Linked DNA regions of Homo sapiens: region 1 is linked to region 2. Evidence: read pairs that join two places in POLR2A ChIA-PET (ENCODE). Cell type or tissue: Caco-2. All regions are shown on one strand.

Region 1 (4,000 bases), 160 kb before region 2:
TGTGCCCTCTGAAAGAGCACCTTGTCACTCTCTGTCCCTTCTCCCACTTGTTTACTTGTATATTGTGTTCCCACTAGAATGTCAACTCCAGGAGAGCAGAGACTCTTGTCTTATTCACTGCTGTGTCCCTGGTGCCTAGAACAGTGCCTGGCACCTGCTAAGTGCATATTAAGGAGTCGTTGCTCACTGGGTAGAAGCATTAAAAAAAAAAAAAAAAAAAGGCTGGGTGTGGTGGCTCACGCCTGTAATCCCAGCACTTTGGGAGGCAAAGGTGGGTGGATCACCTGAGGTCAGGAGTTCGAGACGAGCCTGGCCAACACAGTGAAACCCCGTCTCTACTAAAAATACAAAAAAATTAGCTTGGCGAGGTGGCAGGTGCCTGTAATCCCAGCTACTTGGGAGGCTGAGGCAGGAGAATCGCTGGAACCCAGGAGGCGGAGGTTGCAGTGAGCCAAGATCACACCAATGCACTCCAGCCTGGGTGACAGAGCAAGACTCTGTCTCAAAAAAAAAAAAAAAAAAAAAAAAAAAAAAAGAATTGTTGAGTGCATGAATGAATAAAAGAAAGAAAATGACTGGGCACAGTGGCTCACATCCCAGCACTCTGGGAGGCTGAGGTGGGCAGATCACTTGAGCCCAGGAGTTTGAGACCAGCCTGGGCTATAGTGAGACCTCTGCTCTACAAAACATTTTTAAAATTATTGTTTTAAAATAATTTAAAAATTATTTAAAATGTAAAAGGGCGTGGTGGCATGTGCCTGTGGTCCTAGCTACTCAGGAGGCTGAGGTGGGAGGATTGCTTGAGCCCAGGAGTTGGAGGCTGCAGTGAGCTATGATGGGGTCCTAGCTACTCAGGAGGCTGAGGTGGGAGGATTGCTTGAGCCCAGGAGTTGGAGGCTGCAGTGAGCTCTGATTGCACCACTACACTCCAGCCTGGGTGACAGAGCAAAACCTATGATGATAGATAGATAGATAGATAAGATAGAGCGAGCAAGACCCTATCTCAGGTAGATAGATAGATAGATAGATAGACAGACAGACAGACAGACAGACAGATAGATAGATAGATAGATTAGATTAGATAGATAGATAGATAGATAGATAGATATGGTTAAGTGAGTGGACTTTGGTCCTGGTCAGACTTGCCACGGAATCCCAGTTCTGATACACTCGCCGTGTGACTGAGGGCTGACATGTCTTCTCTCTGAGCTTCACTCTCCTGCTTCACACACCGTGTGAACGGCACCCTCCTCGCTGCCTTCTTTTGCACCAGGATGGAGCCTGCACGTAACACTTTGTAGTGGTCTCACTGCTGTCCTGTCTCCAGCACGGGGCACCGATGAGCCAGCCAGAAGCCGTCCCTGCCGGGGGGATGCTTGACCCAAATCTTCAGTAATAACTCCTTCCACTCTGGGTGACCAGCTGTGGTGCCCCAGGGCAGGGACTTGTTGATCTGGGTTTGTTCTGGAGGCCAGAAGGGTTTCCTGGGGACTGGGATTGGAGCAGGATTGAGAGTGCCTGGTATGTGGAGAGACCTGGCTGTTGTGGCATGAGTCCGAGGGCTCAGGGGCCGGCTGCTTCCCGGCCTTTGTCTTCCTTGCAGGAAACAGGCCAGGAGTTACAAGGGGCCAGAGGATGCTGCTGTGGTTATGGTGGAAGTTAACAGCTTTGGGAAGTGTGCATGTGTGTGAGTGTGTGTGTGTGTGCACTTGTGCTCATTGTAAAGAGAGACGGTAAAGAAATGAGGAGAGACTGCAGGCACATGCAAATACAGAGAAAGCTTTCAGTTGTCAGGATCGCTCTCCCGGTTTTTCCTGCATGGTGGTGTAAAATCTGACATGTGTACAGAAAAGTGTGTAAAACCTCCATGTTCAGTTTAATGAATAATTATAAAGCAAACAGCCATGAAACTACCACCCAGATCAAGAAGACAGGCATCACCAGCTCCCTGAAAGCCCTCTCCTTCACCTGCCCTTCCCAGTGCTAACAAAAACATTCTCCTCCCTTTCTTTTCATTGTTCCTCTTTTTTGGTGAATTGTGAAAGATTTCAGACACCCCCAAGAGAAGAGAGAATCACCTGCTGACCACCCTCAGGCCCGCTGCCCAGCTAAAAGACGAAATGCTTGCTGTGGGTGCAGCCCCCAGGTGCCTCCCCCAGGGCCCCAGGCGTCGCTGGCCCTGCGTCTGCTTCCCTAAACAGTGTCCCGCATTGTTCTGCAGGATTTTAAACTGCGTGTAAATGGTACGAGGCCAGCGGCACTTGGCTGCAACTCTCTCAATATTTTGTTCTTGAGATTTCTCTGGGTGGAGTAATGAAGCTCTGTGCCAGAAGGAATGGTTCCCAGCGGGGGTCAGGGCACCCCTACCCCTGGCCAGAGGAAAGCAGCTCTGTCCTGGGGGGGCCCCAGGAGGACGCTCTGGGCTCCTCTCACCCAGGCCCGCAGCCCCCTGCTCCACGTGGGTTTGAGGCGGCCACCTCCAGTGGAAGTGGTAGAGCGCCGTTGGCTTCCTAGGGCACCACATAGGACCCAGTTACAGCCGTGATGTGAAGGGGCCCTCCCTGAGCTTATGTAAGGTGTAATGGGGCGCTGGTGCCGCCTGGGGCCTGTGTGCACCACGGAGGGGCCTTCTCTGGAGGAGGGCATAGATCAGCAGCTGGGGCAGGAGGGCCTCTTCTCTTCCCATACTGCCCTCCCCCTGCGCCCGCCCACTGCCCACCCTCACCCGCCCTGTTTGCCAGGCTCACACAGCCTTTCTTGGAGAGGCCCTCTGGCGGGGAGTTTACTCTCAAAGGCTCTATATCTAGCTGACCTGGGATTGCCACCCAGCTCCGCCACCTTCTAGCTGGACGGCCCTGGGCATGTGTTGACCCCTGCCCCACCTCTGTTGGCCTCAGTTTCCCCATTTGTAAAATGGAATTGTGTGAGGGTTATTTCATCCATGCAAAGCCTTCGTAGAAGCTAGTGTGTGGAAGCCTCTTAATGAGCCTTAGCTGTTAGTATCTTTGTCATGCTTGCCATTCATTCACTCATTTTTGTTGATAGTAACTTTTTGCCTCCTCTGAGTCCAGCCCTGTCAGGCTGAGGTCCTGCCTTCATGGAGCTTATAATACAGTGAGGGAGACAGACATGGTACTAGGCAGTGACAAACCAGAGTGACCTTGGAAAGCACAGGCCAGAGTGTGACAGCTGTGATGGGAGAAGACCCAGAGGACTGTGGGAGGCCCTGGCTCCAGCCTAGGAAATCAAGGAAGGCCTCCTGGAGGAGGAGACTTCAGAGCTGAGGCCTGAAAGAGGAGCAGGGTTAGTTTGCGGAACATTGTCCCAAGGAGAGCAAATAGCATGTTCAAAGGCTAAAAGTTGGGAAAGGGTCTGGCATTTTAAATAAACCATTACTATTTTTAAGAAAACTTTAAATTCTGAGATCATTGTAGATTCTCCTACAGTTGTAAGAAGTAACTCAGAATGGCCAGGCGCAGTGGCTCACGCCTGTAATTCCACCCCATTTGGGGAGGCCAAGGCAGGAGGATCGTTTGTGCCTAGGAGTTCGAGATCAGCCTGGGCAACCTGGGGAGACACCATCTCTTCACAAAATAGAAAAGCTTATCTGGCTGTGATGCTGTGCACCTGGAGTCCCAGCTACTTGGGAGGCCGAGGTGGATCACTTGAGCCTGGGAGGTTGAAGCTGCTGTGAGCTGTTAATGGCACCACTGCACTCCAGCCTGGGCAACAGAATTAAGGCTCTGTTGCAAAAGAAAGAGAGAAAGAGAGAGAGGGAGAAAGGGAGAGAGGGAGGGAGGGAGAGGGGGGAAGGAAGGAAGGAGAGAAGGAGAGAGGGAGAAAAGAAAAGAAAAGAAAGAAATAATACAGAGAGGAGGTCTGGCGCACCTTTACCCAGTTTTCCCCAATGGTAACACCTGCGAGACTGTAGTACCAGATACCAGAGTGTCAACTGACATTGACACTGTCATTGTCAATTGACAATTGTCATTGTCAATTG
Region 2 (4,000 bases):
AAAGTTAATTTATGTAAAAAATGTAACAGAGCTTGGCAAAGGCGGAGCCCCATACATGTGTTTGTTGCTGTTACTCTTATTATTTTAACATATTTTTCTTCCTTAATACAAACAGAACTCTTTCCCACTTGTTCCCTTCCTTCCTGCTTAGTTCATTGGTATGAGGATGTGAGACCCAGAGCTATGGCAACCATTTTGTGACCACAAGGCAACAAGTTTAGGGTGTGAAGCTATCATTTTGAGGAAGGTAGAACAAAAGAGTAGAAAACGGGGTCCTTGCTGATATTAATAAGCCATTGCACCAAACCCCAGAATCCCCTAACTCCAGACTTACTCTTAGGTGACATAACTGAATGTCTTTCTTGCTTAAGTCGTGTTAATTGGATTTTTCTGTTTCTTGTGGCCAAATGTATCCCCACAAATTCATCTCTGCATGGCCAGCACTGAACCCAGAGAATGTGGTCAATTAATATTTCATAAAAATTTTAATCATATAGGACATGTCTGAGCCCAGGCATATGAGTCTCTTCAATTATGAATGTTGCAATGGAAGAAAACAAGGTTGCAAATCTCTACTTGGAGATGCCAAGGCTTTATAGAAGAGATTTTGAACTGGATATATTTTAGTTTTGCCTGAGCAGCATCCATTACTCCTGGTAACAGTGCTTCAATTTTCCTTCGGAAATGACCTCCTTTCCTACTCCCTCATTTGGCTGGACACATGACTCCAATTTGATCAATTAGAGCAAGCACTCCATCTCCAGAGCACAGTAACAAGTTTTCCTTGTCCTCTCTCATGGTGGCCTTTGCTTAAGTGGTTCCCTCTGCTTAGGACAGTTCCCACCACTCTCCCACGACCAAGTCTTCACCTGGCTCATTTCCACAATATCACTTCCTCCTCCAAAAATCCTTCTGCATAGTACACCGGGGTTTCTATTGCTTTATTTTTTATTTTATATATATATGTGTGTATATATATATATATATGTGTATATATATATATATATGTGTGTATATATATATATATTTGTGTATATATATATATATATATATTTTTTTTTTTTTTTTTTTTTTTTGAGACAGAGTCTAGTTCTGTCACCCAGGCTGGAGTGCAGTGGTGCGATCTTGGCTCACTGCAACCTCCACCTCCCAGGTTCAAGTGATTCTCGTGCCTCATCCTCCTGAGTAGCTGGGATTACAGGCACCCGCCACCATGCATGGCTAATTTTTGTACTTTTAGTAGAGACAGGATTTTACCATGTTGGCCAGGCTGGTCTCGAACTCCTGACCTCAGGTGATCCACCCGCCTCAGCCTCCCAAAGTGCTGGGATTACAGGCATGAGCCACTGTGTCCAGCCTCTATTGCTTTTATATGCTCAACAAGCTTTCTTATTTTTTTTTCTTTTTTGAGACTAGCATATTACAGCAACAAGCTTTCTTTGTTTTATTTTTTTTTAAGATCTTGCTCTGTCATCCAGGCTGGAGTGCAGTGGCTCAATCATAGCTCACTGCTGCCTCAAACTCCTGGGCTCAAGACCACCTCCTGAGTAACTGGGACTACACGTACACACCACCATGCTTGGCTAATTTTTTATTTTTATTTTTGTAGAGACAGAGTCTCGCCATGTTGCCCAGGCTGGTCTCAAGCTCCTAGCCTCAAGTGATCATCCCACCTTGGCCTCCCAAAGTTCTGGAATTACAGGTATGAGCCACCACACCCAGCCAACAAGATTTCTTATCCTACTTTTTCTGGAGAGTATTTACCTTCAACCACATAAAATTGCCAATACTATACAATGTGTGACCTACAAAAATGGCAAGTTCATGTGGTTCAACCTAATATTTAGCAATCCCTACTTCCCAGGACACACAACCGGGACATAGGACCCACCCACCCCCTACCTGGCCAATCAAAGCATTCCATTCATTCCCTTGGATGCGGCAATCAGTGCAGGGGTTGCTATGTGACCTCGGCCAGGCCGATAAGAGCTCTTCCCTGAGATTTTTCTCTTAGGACTAGAGATTCTGCCATTTTATCTCTGGGCTCTGGAAAGATTGAGTCTGTGTCTGTAAATAAATGACCATTTTCCCCCGCCACATGCAGTTGAAAGGGATGAGTCTGAGCTGAGCCAAGCAGAGAAGAGAGCTGTGTAGGGAGAGTGTCTTGGTGGGGTTGAGTCTGGGTTCCTTTCTCTAAAGCTCTGTTCCTTGTAGCTTTGCAATCACCCCACAACTTTTTCTTTTTTTTTTTATTTTTGAGACGGAGTCTCACTCTGTCACCCAGGCTGGAATGCAGTGATGTAATCTCAAGTGATTCTCCTGCCTCAGCCTTTCAAGTAGCTGAAATCACAGGCACCCACCATGCCCAGCTGATTTTTGTATTTTTAGTAGAGATAGGGTTTCACCATGTTGGCGAGCCTGGTCTCGAACTCCTGACCTCAGGCGATCCTCCCACCTTGGCCTCCCAAAGTGCTGGGATTACGTGTCAGTCACTGCACCCACCCCCAATTCTGTTTTGAAGGTAGGCATACCTCACCCCAAAGCTGGGGTCTCCATAGAAATCAGACCACATACCACCCCTGGTAAAGACCCTTCATTGGCTTCCCATGGCCCCAAAGAATAAAATGTTAACTCTTGACCACACCTCACAAGGTTCTGTAGAACCCACTTGCTTCTCCCACCTACTCTCCTCTCACTCTTCCCACTTCAGTCCAGACACACTGCCTCCAACACATCAAGCACACTACTTCCTAAGGGTCTTTGCACATGCTGTTCCCTTTGCCAGGAATGCTTTTCCCTGCTTTTCTCACAATGCATTTATTTAGCTCTGTCATCACCATCCTTCACCCTCCCACCTAAAGTAGGCCTCAAAGTCATTCTCTATGCCATCATCCTGTTTTCATTCTTGGCACAACATTTATTTGCCACTGGACATGCATTATTTACTCGTTTTTGTTTGCTTGTTTTTTGGGTCTCACTCTGCCACACAGGCTGGAGTGCAGTGGTGCAATCAGGGCTCATTGCAGCCTCAACCTCCTGGACTCATTTAATTGCTTATTTGTTTATTTCTCCTCCCTCTAGAATATAGGCACCACGGAGCAGGGCTTTCTTGTTTTGTTTCATCTATTTTGTTCACTGCGATAGCCCCTACATAGGACCAGTTACATAATACATGCTCAATAATGCTTTATCAAGTGAATTAGAGACAAGATTCCTGATGGTTCTGTGTGCAGGTTGGAGGCAGTCAGCTTTCCAATCATGGCTCTGCTGTTAACTGGCTGTGTGATCTTGGAGATGCTCCTTAACCTCTCTGAGCTTCAGTTTCCTCATCTTGAAAATTGTGTGCACACACTGCATATACCTGTGCAGGCTTTAAATGCAGTCATACTTATTATTGGAGTAACTCCATTTCCTAAGCATTATGTGCCATGCACTGGGTTGCATGCTCTTTATCCGTGCATCAGGGAGGGTTTGGGAGCACTGTGCCTGGCTTGTGAAAAGCCCTCAGTACCTAGGAGTCGTCATGACTGACACAAATGAGGGTGGTTGGGCTCCTGGGTGAGGAAGCCTCCTGGCCTGTGATTCTCTGGTGCCTCTGTCCTAGCAGCCTCCCACCCTGTCTGCCTAGATCCATCCCCCTCCCTCCTGCTCCGTTTCTATTTCTGTCTTTCTCTCCTCCTCCCCTGGCCTCAGGGGGCCCCTGGCTGGCAAGAAGCCTTCCTCCTTCTTCCCCAAGATCAGGAAGGTGTTATCACTGCAGGGCCCCTGCAAGGACTGGGATGTCTGTCCCTCTCCTCTCCCCAACCAGCTTTCCTTCCCCAGCCACAGCCCTCAGCCTCACCTGAGAAACTCCTCTCCCCACACCATCCTCCATGCCCTCCGCCAGGGTCCCTCAGATTCCAGGCAGAGCGACACAAGAGGTCTTGTCCCTGAGCTCACCAGGCTAGCTGTGGATATCCAAGCTCAGCTAAGCTCATGGGGGCCATACCCCAGCTTCCGG

What was found. ChIA-PET counts read pairs that join two places held together with the same protein. Peaks named below come from ENCODE experiments on the same cell type or tissue, not always from the same donor. Only the 100,000 strongest peaks of a DNase experiment are listed, where the experiment ranks them.
Region 1: POLR2A ChIA-PET joins it to region 2 with 5 read pairs; 6 of 35 experiments call an interaction of 5 or more read pairs at or near these places.

The regions. Positions count from the first base shown.
Region 1 is chr19:39,143,089-39,147,088 of GRCh38, forward strand. The region is part of intron 1 of PAK4 (p21 (RAC1) activated kinase 4); the gene reads left to right. Among named protein-coding and RNA genes, the nearest start is that of PAK4-AS1, 8.5 kb to the left of the region's middle. RefSeq lists enhancers at 1,002-1,998, 1,999-2,993. In Caco-2, no CTCF peak of the experiment used is centred here; DNase peaks (open chromatin) are centred at 1,227 and 1,597.
Region 2 is chr19:39,301,596-39,305,595 of GRCh38, forward strand. No RefSeq gene overlaps it. Among named protein-coding and RNA genes, the nearest start is that of IFNL1, 7.2 kb to the left of the region's middle. In Caco-2, no CTCF peak of the experiment used is centred here; DNase peaks (open chromatin) are centred at 1,936 and 3,726.